Regions from separate parts of the Mus musculus genome. Here region 2 is linked to region 1. The links are chromatin loops, found by intact Hi-C in ENCODE. Cell type or tissue: left cerebral cortex. All regions are shown on one strand. Links, peaks and the distances in the headings refer to the core of each region. The heading gives the core; the rest is flanking DNA. Region 1 overlaps Slc1a2 (solute carrier family 1 (glial high affinity glutamate transporter), member 2). Region 2 overlaps Pamr1 (peptidase domain containing associated with muscle regeneration 1).

Region 1 (2,500 bases), core at 1-2,500:
TTTTCTGTTCTTGTTATCTCAGTCCAGCATTGCTAACTGTCAAACTCAGCCACAGAAGGATCAAGTCTGTATAACTTAACATATGGTGCAGGGGGTGGAAAGAATTCAATGGTGGTCGGGCCATTTAAGTTCAAGTGTCAGTTCTGCCAATAACTATGACGTCTGAAAAGCCAGTTCTTCCTGCATCGTCTTCTGTATCTATTCAGGGTTCAGCCATCTGTCACCTCTCACGTGCCAGCACAGACATTCTAGGATTTTGAATGATTTCTATTTTAATGCCCTGGAAAGTGGTAAATTTTGAGGTTGAGATGTGAATTTTTACATGCAGGATGCCTGACACCTTTAAAATTAGACCCACTTCCACGAATGTCGAGGAATAGCATAGGAGATACTTGGGGAGTATTAGGCAAGAGTGAGTTGGCTTCATAGCCTGAAGTATATATTTCCCACCTTGCATATGAATTATATAGTCCCAGAAAGGTGGCTATTGGGTAGCTGTCACCCTGCTGTCCAGATGGAGATTCCCAGCAGAGCCTGGTATTGGAAGGACCCAGAACCTAGGACAGGCTTCTGATGATTCTGTCCAGCAGAAAGAACATTTACCTGGGCCTCACAGTTTGCAAGAGCAGCTACTAAGTTGGACTTGTGATACCATCCCCCAATCACAGAGGTGTCATCATGGGGAGGAAAAAATGGACACATATCCCCCAGCTATAGCAACTGTGCTGCTTAGGGTACTTAGGGGACAAATGAATATCATAAACTTTGTAATAATCTTGTTAGTAGGATAGCTGCACCATACTGCATATGCTACACTTGATCTTAGCCAAAAGGCCGAGAAGCAACAACATACTGCATATGCAATGAGTTAATGCTCTATTAAGAATATAATCATAAAATATTCCCCAGTTTTATTAGCCTTGTTTTGGCATTTCATAGTTGTAGTTAACATCTTGGGAAGGTTCAAGTGTATGACTGGCTGGCTGGGTTGTTGTTGACCTTTTAGACTGACCTTCACCTTTATTCTTTTTCCTTCCTGCTCCATTAGATTCAGACAGTGACAAAGAAAGTTCTGGTGGCACCTCCATCTGAGGAGGCCAATACCACCAAGGCGGTCATCTCCATGTTGAATGAAACCATGAACGAGGCCCCTGAAGAAACTAAGATCGTTATCAAGAAGGGCCTGGAGTTCAAGGACGGGATGAACGTCTTAGGTAGGCATAGTGGTTGTTGCCATCCATCACCTTTGACTTCTGGACAGTGGCCCGCCTTTCTCAACAGCCTTCTTCCCTCAGTTCTCAGTATCCCAACGTTTCTTCTCAAAAAACCCAGTAAAGTGTCCTCTAGGTGGCGCAGAAGGTTCTCTCTGGGGAACAATATGAGTGTCACTGAGACAGGGCTGAGCCATGAAGGAAGACAGGAAGATCAGCAGAAGGAGGAACCCCAAAGGGACATGGCAGCCAGAGATCAGGGGTAGAAAAAGAGAAAAGAGCTGACATTTGTCAGGCACATTATTTAACTAGCCATTTAATGAACTGGGCTATGCTTCTCTTTTATTTATTAAGTTTTGTTTTAGCTGTCTCTTTGCAGAAGCACCATGCTTGTTGTTGCATCCTAGCTTCAAGTCTATAACAAAGGCAGAGTTGCCAGTATTGGACAGTGTTAGATTAGGAAACAAAGGGCTATTACAGAATGTATATGACCTGTCTCCTTGAGCCTGATGCCTTCTCTCCATTCCGTCCAGAGTTCCTCTTTAGCTGCACAGATGTGGGTTTAGGAGGCACTCATTGGTTGTCTGCTCCTGGGCAAGTCTTTCTACTTCTCTAGCCTCCACAGTAAATTGGAAATGGGATTGGCCCAGGGTTTGTGAACCGACCGTTGTAAAAATGAACCGGAGCTGTGCCTATAAAGCACCCTAGCACATGCAGTGAGCTCTGCTCAGACAAGCTCTGGTCATTATGAAAAGTAGATGGAGAGCCAAGAAGCTCAACCAGAACACATTCCATGAAGTGCAGGGGGTGAGGTGGTTTCCTTCACAGGATCAGCTCCAAATTTGCCCAGACTTACTGATCACCCAGCCACCTTAGGGCTTTAGGGTGGGCCCATTCTCTCCCATTTCCATCATTGTTCAGTTTAATGGTGTTAGGAAAATGGGTCGTTTGCCTGCAAAATGGAAAAAAAAAGAGAAATAAGAATCTGTAAGCAAGATCTTGCAAAGAAGTTTCTAAGGACTCGGGTGAGAACTGTTTAGAGATGGGTCAGCTCAGTGGTCCTGTCCCTTTGTCATCTAAGAGATCAAATGTGCTTGTCTCCTTGGATTGTCATTAGATAAACTTGAATTTTTAGATCAATACAAATAACAATAATTTAGTCTAAGTATGTCCCACGTGCTAGTCTAAAAATAAATAAATAATAATAATATTTTTTAAAAAAGGTTCCTATGTAGGATGTGATCAGCAGCGCTGTGTGATTGCTTTGTGCACTGTGGTTGTTTTCCGAG
Region 2 (8,856 bases), core at 2,875-5,374, 140 kb before region 1:
AATATAAGAGAGGAGAAAGCTAGCCAGCAAGCAAGTGTGGATGCGCGCATCACTTCTCTCTGGTTTTGTCTGTGGATATATGTGAGTAGCTGCTTCAAGCTGCCTGCCACTGTGACTGTCCTGATATGCTGCACTGTAACATGGAACTGCAAGCCAAACAAACCTTTTCCCCTTAAGTTGCTTTTTTGACAAAGTATGTTGTCACACTAGTAGAAATAAAACTAGAACAATAATATTTTTATTAATAACCCAGAGCCATCAAGTGAGTTTTTTGCTTGATTTTTTTTTGTGAATGCATTTGTGTGTTCCTGTGTGTATGTATGTGTATTTGAATGGGCAGAAGTTAATATAAAAGACATATAGTGAAGAAAAACTTCCTGAGAGAAAAAAAAAGGAGGAGGCATTCATGTCAGGATAAGTGTTTTGTGGTAAAGACTACTTCCTGTTTTCTGTCTAAGAGGTTTCTTGACAGCAGGTTGTTTAAACTGATGCAGACCACTGTCTCCTCAGACTCCTCAGCTCTAGCTCAGCCTCTGGGAAGGAGGAGAGCGCATGAAAGACCTCTTCTCAAACAGTCCGAAGCCGCTGGATTAACAAGAATGCAATCAGATATCTGTGGATATAGAACCAGGAAAACTCCAGTTTCTAGAGGAAGGTTTTCCCCCAGGTGAACAAGGATCCAGGATGCTGCTGGTAGAACGCAGGGCACAGATGAAGGCTGTCTCTGCCAGAGGAAAAACAGAAGCCAGGTTTTTGGTGATCCTATGCGCCAGCGTGTTGGAACCGAAATCTAAAGCAAATACAAAGTCCGTCTGGTTTCTGAAGCGGAGTTTTGCCAGTTGACCGGGGTTAAGTGAGACAGCAGATTTCTATAGGGTGTTGCCATTGCAGATTCACAAACCTGTGGCCTCACAACCTCATAATCCCATAGTGCCTTGGTCTTGTAGTCTGGAGAGTGGGGCAAGTTGGAAAGAGGAGGATTTGTAAATATCAAAGAGAGATTTTATAGGGTTTCTGATGCTTGGGTTTCAAATGTCCTCTGTTGGGATTCTTGTCTTAGGCCTGACCCAGATACTAACTCCTGTCCCATTCGCGTCAAACTCAACAGTCTTTACCTTCCACCGCTAATAGAGGAGAGCACATTCATAACCAATAGAGGCGATGTGCCCTTTGTGTTTTCCTGTTGTAAAACAAACAAAACTATGGTAAAGAGAACAACTAGCCAAATGGAATAGTTTCCAGATGATCTATTTGTGAAACTTTCAGAACAGAAGTGTGAATAACTTTAGATTGATTATATTAACGGATCTATAAGAAAATATGGCTCTTATGAACTAACATGAGAAATGTCGATTGAGATTTACAAAAGTAAAGAACAAAGTGAACATGCAAGAACTATAAACATAGTATTTGAAATTAACAGCAACAAAAACGTCAATTGAAGGGATCCAAGGAGAAGGAAGAATCAAAGAAATAAAAATCGGCCAACAAAAATCAGCCATACTGAAGCCCAGAGACAATATACACACAGCCCTCAATGTAAATTTTTTATTAGTGTTTATTAGTTGTAAAAAATACTGTTTTTTATTGTGATGTATACAAGAAGTAGGTTGAGGGAGGGACCAGGTAGAGGGGGCAAAAGAGTATTGAGGGCGGAACACAGTCAATCCAGTTTTCTTTTCTACCTCCCCCCAGTTGCTCTCTTTTTGGCTGCATTAGTAAGGTGACATAGTGTACATTTGGGGGGATGATTCTTGAGGTTTCAGAGAGGAAGTATCTCCTGTCCATAATGCTACATATTTTTCTTGCTAAACAGCTATTTTAATTGAAGTCATAACACATATGATCTAGGGAGACGCTTTGAAATGCTTTGATTGGACAGGGAGCTGTTGAATTATTTGATATACTCACCCATTTGGTTAACAATTCATGGCGCACAAGCTTGATACTTATAAAGAGGTGAGCAAGGCAATGTTCCTGCCCTTGCAAAGCTGTACTATGAAGCACAGAGATAATTCAATCAGCTGTCTTCATAAAGTGTCAGGCTGACTGGGGTTTTAGGCCAAATCATAGCTTGGAAAGTCACTACTGGACTTCTAGTGTTCCTGATAAAGACGAGAGTCCCAATCAACTCAAAGCCTTCTCTTGTCACTTACTGTGAACTAAGCATTGCTCTAAATACATTCAAGCAATCTCATTTAGACTCCAATTCAGTTCTCATCAGAGCCATTTTATAGATAAGAACACTAATGTATCCAGGTCAAGGAAGGAATGGAGTAGAGGAGGGCTTGTTACTTAGCTCTAAGTGGCTGGACTAATATATGAATGCAGAGCCAATGGCATCTTTTCCAATGAACTCCTCCCATATAACAGAGGCAGCTGAGGTCATGGCTCTGAGGGTCCATCTAAGGACCCAGAAGGTGACAGTGGGATAACTGGAGTCACACAGAGGTTTCAGGCTTTTTTCTGCCCCTGATCTAGTGTGCTAGCAAATTAGTATGCCACCAATAGGCCTTGTCTCTGCCACCTGTGTACCTGCTGGGTCTGCTGGTTATAGCCAGTGTCATCATCATTTGGCTCTTATAGGATCTGGAATATAGGGCAGAACCTGAGCTTCCCTGGGAATTTTATGCTAAGATAGTGTCTCTGATCCACACAGGATGCCATAGAAAGAATGAAATGATTGCCATTTGCAGAGCATCTTTAGAAAACAGGTACAATGCTGGAAACTAGGGCTGGAGTTAGAACTCTATTGGTAGAGTTCCCAGCAAAAGTGGACCTAGGCTTGATTGCCAGGAACACATATAAAATAGGCATTGAGGTGTATCTGTGAAATGCCCTCACTTAGCAGGTAGAAACAGAAGGGTTAGAGGTGCAAGGCCGGCCTCAGCCTTAGCCAAAATGTTAAAAAATAGGCAGAATGGACTACATGAGATTCTGTCTCAAAATAGATAAATCCTTCAGACAAGAAAACAATAGAAGCCATGATGACAAGCACTCCTATTCTCATCTCCGTCCATGAGGAACCCTGGCTCAGACAATAGTGAACTCTCCTAGTTCAAGCTGTTTTCATGTACTGAGCCCTGCCTCTGCAGTCATCTTTGAAAGGGGGAAGATAGGACCAATGCGTCTCTGTCTAAACAGTTTCTTTGAATCCTTTTTGTTCCCTAAGAGGGAAGATGAAAGAAAACCCAAATCAAACCACTTCTCAGAAGTGTGTGTGTCTCTCTTGCCACACCATCTCTTAGCACTGGAGACGATGAGACTCTTGTGAACGTTGGAGGTGTTTGTTTCTGTGTAGAATCTTCCAAAGTCAGTCACTAGTTTGGAAATTAAGGAAGACTTAGTTTTAATTCTGTAAATGGAAGCAAGGTCTGTCTACCTATTCTGTTCATGTTAGACTGTAAAAGAATAGGGGTGAGTCCAGGGTTTGGAAGACTTGGGGGATGGTCTGGACACACACACACACACACACACAGACAGAGGGACAGAGAGAGACAGAGACAGAGAGACACAGAGAGACAGAAACAGACACACACACACACACAGACAGAGGGACAGAGAGAGACAGAGACAGAGACAGAGAGACACAGAGAGACAGAAACAGACACGCACACACACACAGAGAGACAGAGGGACAGAGAGAGACAGAGACAGAGAGACACAGAGAGACAGAAACAAACACACATGTACACGTACACGCACACGCACACACACAAGCACACACGCTCGAGCATGATTATGTACAGGAAGACATCATTAGGGAAACCCAAGCACGTCTTCTGGGCCCTGAGCCTGCTCTGGTCTTTTAACTCAGGACCACCTGCCTGGTTGGCCAGTGGCACTTCCTTGGCAGGGACTCCGGCTCTATTCACTGTTCTGTCCTGGGCAGAGAGGTGCATTAGTTTGTCTCTGAACCCAGATCAGCCAACTCCAGAGGAGAGGCAAAAGTGGGAAGGGAGCAGATGGAGCCCCTATGGGGGGAAGGGAGAGTAGGGTCCCTTCTTTTCTTTTCTGCCCAGTGCCCCTTCTCCAAGCACATTTTCAGAAAGTGGCCTCTTTGTCCTTGGTTGGCTGGAAATGTCCTCCTCTTGGAGTCAAATAGTCCCTCCCCTTCAGAGTGAGAGGGAACAGCAGGCTGAAGAGCCTAGCCCTGCATATGCTTTGCAATTCTGGCTACCTCTGGAGGACAGCTCTAGGGCAGGCATAAGTGGTCCAGCCTACCCCAGGGTGGGGCTGGGGTCTCCAAGCCCTCTGGAGTCTGCATGAAACCCTGGAGCAGTCCTAGCTTCACCAAGGAGACCAGGATGGAGGGGGAGGGGGCCCACAGAGACAGGCTGTCTGATTCCATCTTCCACAAGGAGGAAAGGATGCAACTGGAAGCAGGCTGGCAGCTTTCAAGCTGCTTCTAACTTGGGGCTCCCAGCAGGAGATTTGTAGGGGAGCTGGGACTTAACACCTTGCAGGCTAGAAAGCTGCCAGGCTCCAGGGGGCTGAGGCTGTGCAGGGATGTTTCTTTTTTTGTCTCTCACACCCAGGGTAGCACGTAGCACTTCCTTAGCCTTGCAACAGATGGGCAGATGTGGGCGAGAGAAAGAGTGAGGTGTGCAGAACGAATGTGTGCTTCCGGTGGGAGACACTTCGCGTGTGGTACTCTGGAAGAGGAGGAAAGGTCTTTCTGCTTCCTGATGCAGTGGGAGAGACTTAGATCAGAAAGTCCCTAAGGGAGAACAATGTCTCATTCAAGACGAACTAGACAGATCCACATTCAAATCCCTGCACTGCCACCCAGTAGCAACCGCTGATTTTCACGGATTTTTCTGTTACCACTTCCATGCATTATCTGTTTGAAACCTCACAAATCACAGGGCTTAAGTACGGTTTTATTCACATGGGACAGAGGTTGACTGAGGTTCGGAGAGGTGAAGTAACGTGCCCAAACCTGCACAGCTAGTGAGGCTAAAGCCGAGCCTCAAAGGACTTTGACATTTCTGTCCCTACCCAGAACCTTGCAAGGTCCTCTGTTGGCCATCAGAGCTTGAGAGCCCTACCCTCTTATCCTTAGTATTCAACACCTAGACAATGGGAAGATGAATATTATTTCCCAGGTTTATCATGAGAGTTAAATGAAGTAAGCCTGATATAGCTTTAAGCCAGACTCTGACTCATAGCAGCATAATCCATCCTCCCTCCCTCCCTCCCTCCCTGCCTCCCTGCCTCCCTCCCTCCCTCTCTCCCTCCCTCCTTCCCTTCCTCCCTCTCTCCCTCCCTCTCTCCCTCCCTTCCTCCCTCCCTAGAAACATCTCAGGTACTATTCTAGCTAGGTACTGTGCAAGCTAATAAAGGCCCCAGCTCTACCAAAATAGGTACGTAGGGGGCAGGCATTTTTATGGATAGATGGAGAAGGGCTTTTTGAATAAGTGGTAGCTGAGGCTAATTGGCAGAGGAAGGGAGACCATGAGCTTCTTAGGTTGAACTTGAAGCAAGCTCAAGGCCTGGCATTAGGAAGGTTGGTGTGGCTGGAGCAGAATGGGCAGGCAGATGGTTAGGATTAAGAGGTGACGTCACACAGTCAACAAGGCAAGGCTGTGGGTGTCACTGTGTTGTGTGACTTTCCTTGGGGAAATGTGAACAAATGTCTGTCCACTCCAGAGAGGGCATGGATGGGTCAGCGAGTGTGCTTGGGTTACTTACAGGAGGAGCGCATATGTGGAATTATTTATAGGAGCGTGGATGACAAAGACAGCTGCATCATAAAAATAAAATTAAAATTAAATATAAAATAATTAAAGTTCCTCAAACAGCCAACCATGTGCTGCACAAATTATAGGTAGCTTTACCAATCAGAGAGTCTTCTCTGCCCAGCAATTTTTAGTACTTTTATAACACTGGGGAGGGGGCTTGTAAACTTCTGGAGCATCCTCAGCCTTGCAAGTTTCATTAACTTCTTGCATCGTACATGCATCATTTTCTTCATTAGTCTTATTATCCTCCTCTTCTTCCCAGATGGGACCTTTCAATGCTATACAATACATGGGAAGATGCTCACACAGGGGATAACTCTTGGTGCACTTAAATAAATCAGGAGTGAAACCATCTGAGTTTTTTGTTGTTGTTGTTGTTGTTTTTGGGTTCTTTTTGTAATTATTCATTTAAGATAATAAGGACAGGTCTGGCAGCTATGTGGGCATAGAATGCTTGTTTGTTAAGGATGTATGCAGGACAGCGTGGAGGAGACTGGGCCTTCACAGGAATCCACCACTTTTCATGGTAGAGCAAGGTAGTGCTACACCTCTCAGTAAAGAGAAAAACTAGACATTCTAGTCATACAAAAAAAAAAAAAAAAGCCTTGGCCTCAACCTTGTCAGAAGTAGGATTTAGGTTCTTTCCTTAAGACTGCATCCATATTTCATGACCATTGGATGAGTACCTACTGACGTCACCATTTTTCTTAATAGTTTTGGGATTAACTTTTCAGAGGATTGGCTCTGGAGTGGAGCTACTGTATGTCTAGAGTTTATGATACCTTGACTTCTGTATAGAAATGGTGTAGATAACGTTCCCCTATGATGGTCTAGATACTAAGTATTTTCAATTGTTGAGATCCAACTATATTTCATAACTTCTCAACTCTGCTACTATTGTGAATTTGCCTGAGAATCATAATTTCCCTTCCTCTCCCAATTAGCCTCAGCTACCACTTATTCAAAAAGCCCCTCTCCATCTATCCCTGAAAATGCCTGTCCCCCTGCCCCCCGCTCCGTTCTACAGTCTAACTTCATCAGTATACCAGTAAGTGGGCAGGTTGTGGGCAAGAAAACTTTGTTGTTGTCTTTTACTAATGTTTTGCTTTCTAACTTGGGCTATCCTTAAATGTGAATTCTTCCTGCGTCAGCCTCCATGGGTACTGGGATTACAGGTGTGCACCCCCACACCCAGCCCAATGAGACTTCATTTATAGCAACAGGGAATAGGCTCCATTTAGCTCATTGAGTCACAATTTACCAAGATCAGAGAAAGAAAACTATTTATTTATATTATTCATATGATTTTTTCTATAAAATCAACTGAAAATATTTATCACAAATCATCTTTCAAAAACATGGTATATCTTAACACTACATTTAACATGGAACTCAAAGAACTTCTCTGTTAGGGACTCGCAAACCTTAACTTTAGTGCTGCCTTTTGAAGAAGTTTAGGGGACCAGGGAAGCAGGAAGTGGGATGCCTTTGACTTTTGCTTCTGCTTTAGCCAGGAACTTGCTTTTTATCCACAGTTTGATTTTTGGGTGGGAAACCTAATGTGAGCTTGAACAAGAGGACTTGGGGGTAAGAAAAAGTGAAAATCATTAATCTGGCTCACTTGGTAGAAGATGGTTTGTCTTTTCTAGTGTTGAGCATTAAGGGGGAATTTATTACATAGTTTGCCATAGAACATATCCACAACTGGTTACAGAACGTGTAAACACATACATTGTCTAACCAGGTGGGAAGGGGACAAAGTGATGCAGGAGAGTCTGTGTCTTCTACAGGAAGTGTGGGAGGATGAGTGGAGTCATATGGAGAGGCAGCAGATCGGATGTTGTGAACTTTACATTAGATGTAGCTCAGCCTTAGTCTTAGTGGTAAGACTGGGAAACTGGGATTGTAGTGCCCAATCCCACAGGGTTGAATGGAATAAATGGATTAAATTATTCAAATTTTCTTTTTTTTTTCTTTTTTTTTTTTTTTTTTTTTTTTTGCTGCTGGTAATGGTTTCTTTTTTTTTTCCATTTTTTATTAGGTATTTAACTCATTTACATTTCCAATGCTATACCAAACGTCCCCCATATCCACCCACCCCCACTCCCCTGCCTACCCACTCCCCCTTTTTGGCCCTGGTGTTCCCCTGTACTGGGGCATATAAAGTTTGCAAGTCCAATGGGCCTCTCTTTCCAGTGATGGCCGACTAGGCCATCTTTTGATATATATGCAGCTAGAGTCAAGAGCTCCGGGGTACTGGTTAGTTCATAATGTTGTTCCACCTATAGGGTTGCAGATCCCTTTAGCTCCTTGGCTACTTTCTCTAGCTCCTCCATTGGGAGCCCTATGATCCATCCATTAGCTGACTGTGAGCATCCACTTCTGTGTTTGCTAGGCCCCGGCATAGTCTCACAAGAGACAGCTACATCTGGGTCCTTTCAATAAAATCTTGCTAGTGTATGCAATGGTGTCAGCGTTTGGATGCTGATTATGGGGTGGATCCCTGGATATGGCAGTCTCTACATGGTCCATCCTTTCATCTCAGCTCCAAACTTTGGCTCTGTAACTCCTTCCATGGGTGTTTTGTTCCCAAATCTAAGGAGGGGCATAGTGTCCACACTTCAGTCTTCATTCTTCTTGAGTTTCATGTGTTTAACAAATTATATCTTATATCTTGGGTATCCTAGGTTTGGGGCTAATATCCACTTATCAGTGAATACATATTGTGTGAGTTTCTTTGTGAATGTGTTACCTCACTCAGGATGATGCCCTCCAGGTCCATCCATTTGGCTAGGAACTTCATAAATTCATTCTTTTTAATAGCTGAGTAGTACTCCATTGTGTAGATGTACCACATTTTCTGTATCCATTCCTCTGTTGAGGGGCATCTAGGTTCTTTCCAGCTTCTGGCTATTATAAATAAGGCTGCTATGAACATAGTGGAGCATGTGTCCTTCTTATCTGTTGGGGCATCTTCTGGATATATGCCCAGGAGAGGTATTGCTGGATCCTCCGGTAGTACTATGTCCAGTTTTCTGAGGAACCGCCAGACTGATTTCCAGAGTGGTTGTACAAGCCTGCACTCCCACCAACAATGGAGGAGTGTTCCTCT

The links. Peaks named below come from ENCODE experiments on the same cell type or tissue, not always from the same donor. Only the 100,000 strongest peaks of a DNase experiment are listed, where the experiment ranks them.
Region 2: it touches region 1 in a loop (2.6-fold over the local background); 2 of 42 quality-filtered maps call a loop at or near these places.

The regions. Positions count from the first base shown.
Region 1 is chr2:102,742,760-102,745,259 of GRCm38, forward strand. It overlaps Slc1a2 (solute carrier family 1 (glial high affinity glutamate transporter), member 2), which reads left to right. Exons shown (of 11, transcript NM_001077514.4): 5 at 1,049-1,214. It overlaps Gm13872 (predicted gene 13872), which reads right to left. Exons shown (of 2, transcript NR_153853.1): 2 at 892-2,163. Among named protein-coding and RNA genes, the nearest start is that of Gm13872, 2.8 kb to the right of the region's middle. In left cerebral cortex, for the core only: a CTCF peak has its summit at 1,344 (motif pointing right); DNase peaks (open chromatin) are centred at 218 and 1,350.
Region 2 is chr2:102,595,134-102,603,989 of GRCm38, forward strand. The region is part of intron 3 of Pamr1 (peptidase domain containing associated with muscle regeneration 1); the gene reads left to right. Among named protein-coding and RNA genes, the nearest start is that of Pamr1, 50 kb to the left of the region's middle. In left cerebral cortex, for the core only: a CTCF peak has its summit at 4,377; DNase peaks (open chromatin) are centred at 3,231, 3,893 and 4,519; H3K27ac peaks cover 2,116 bases.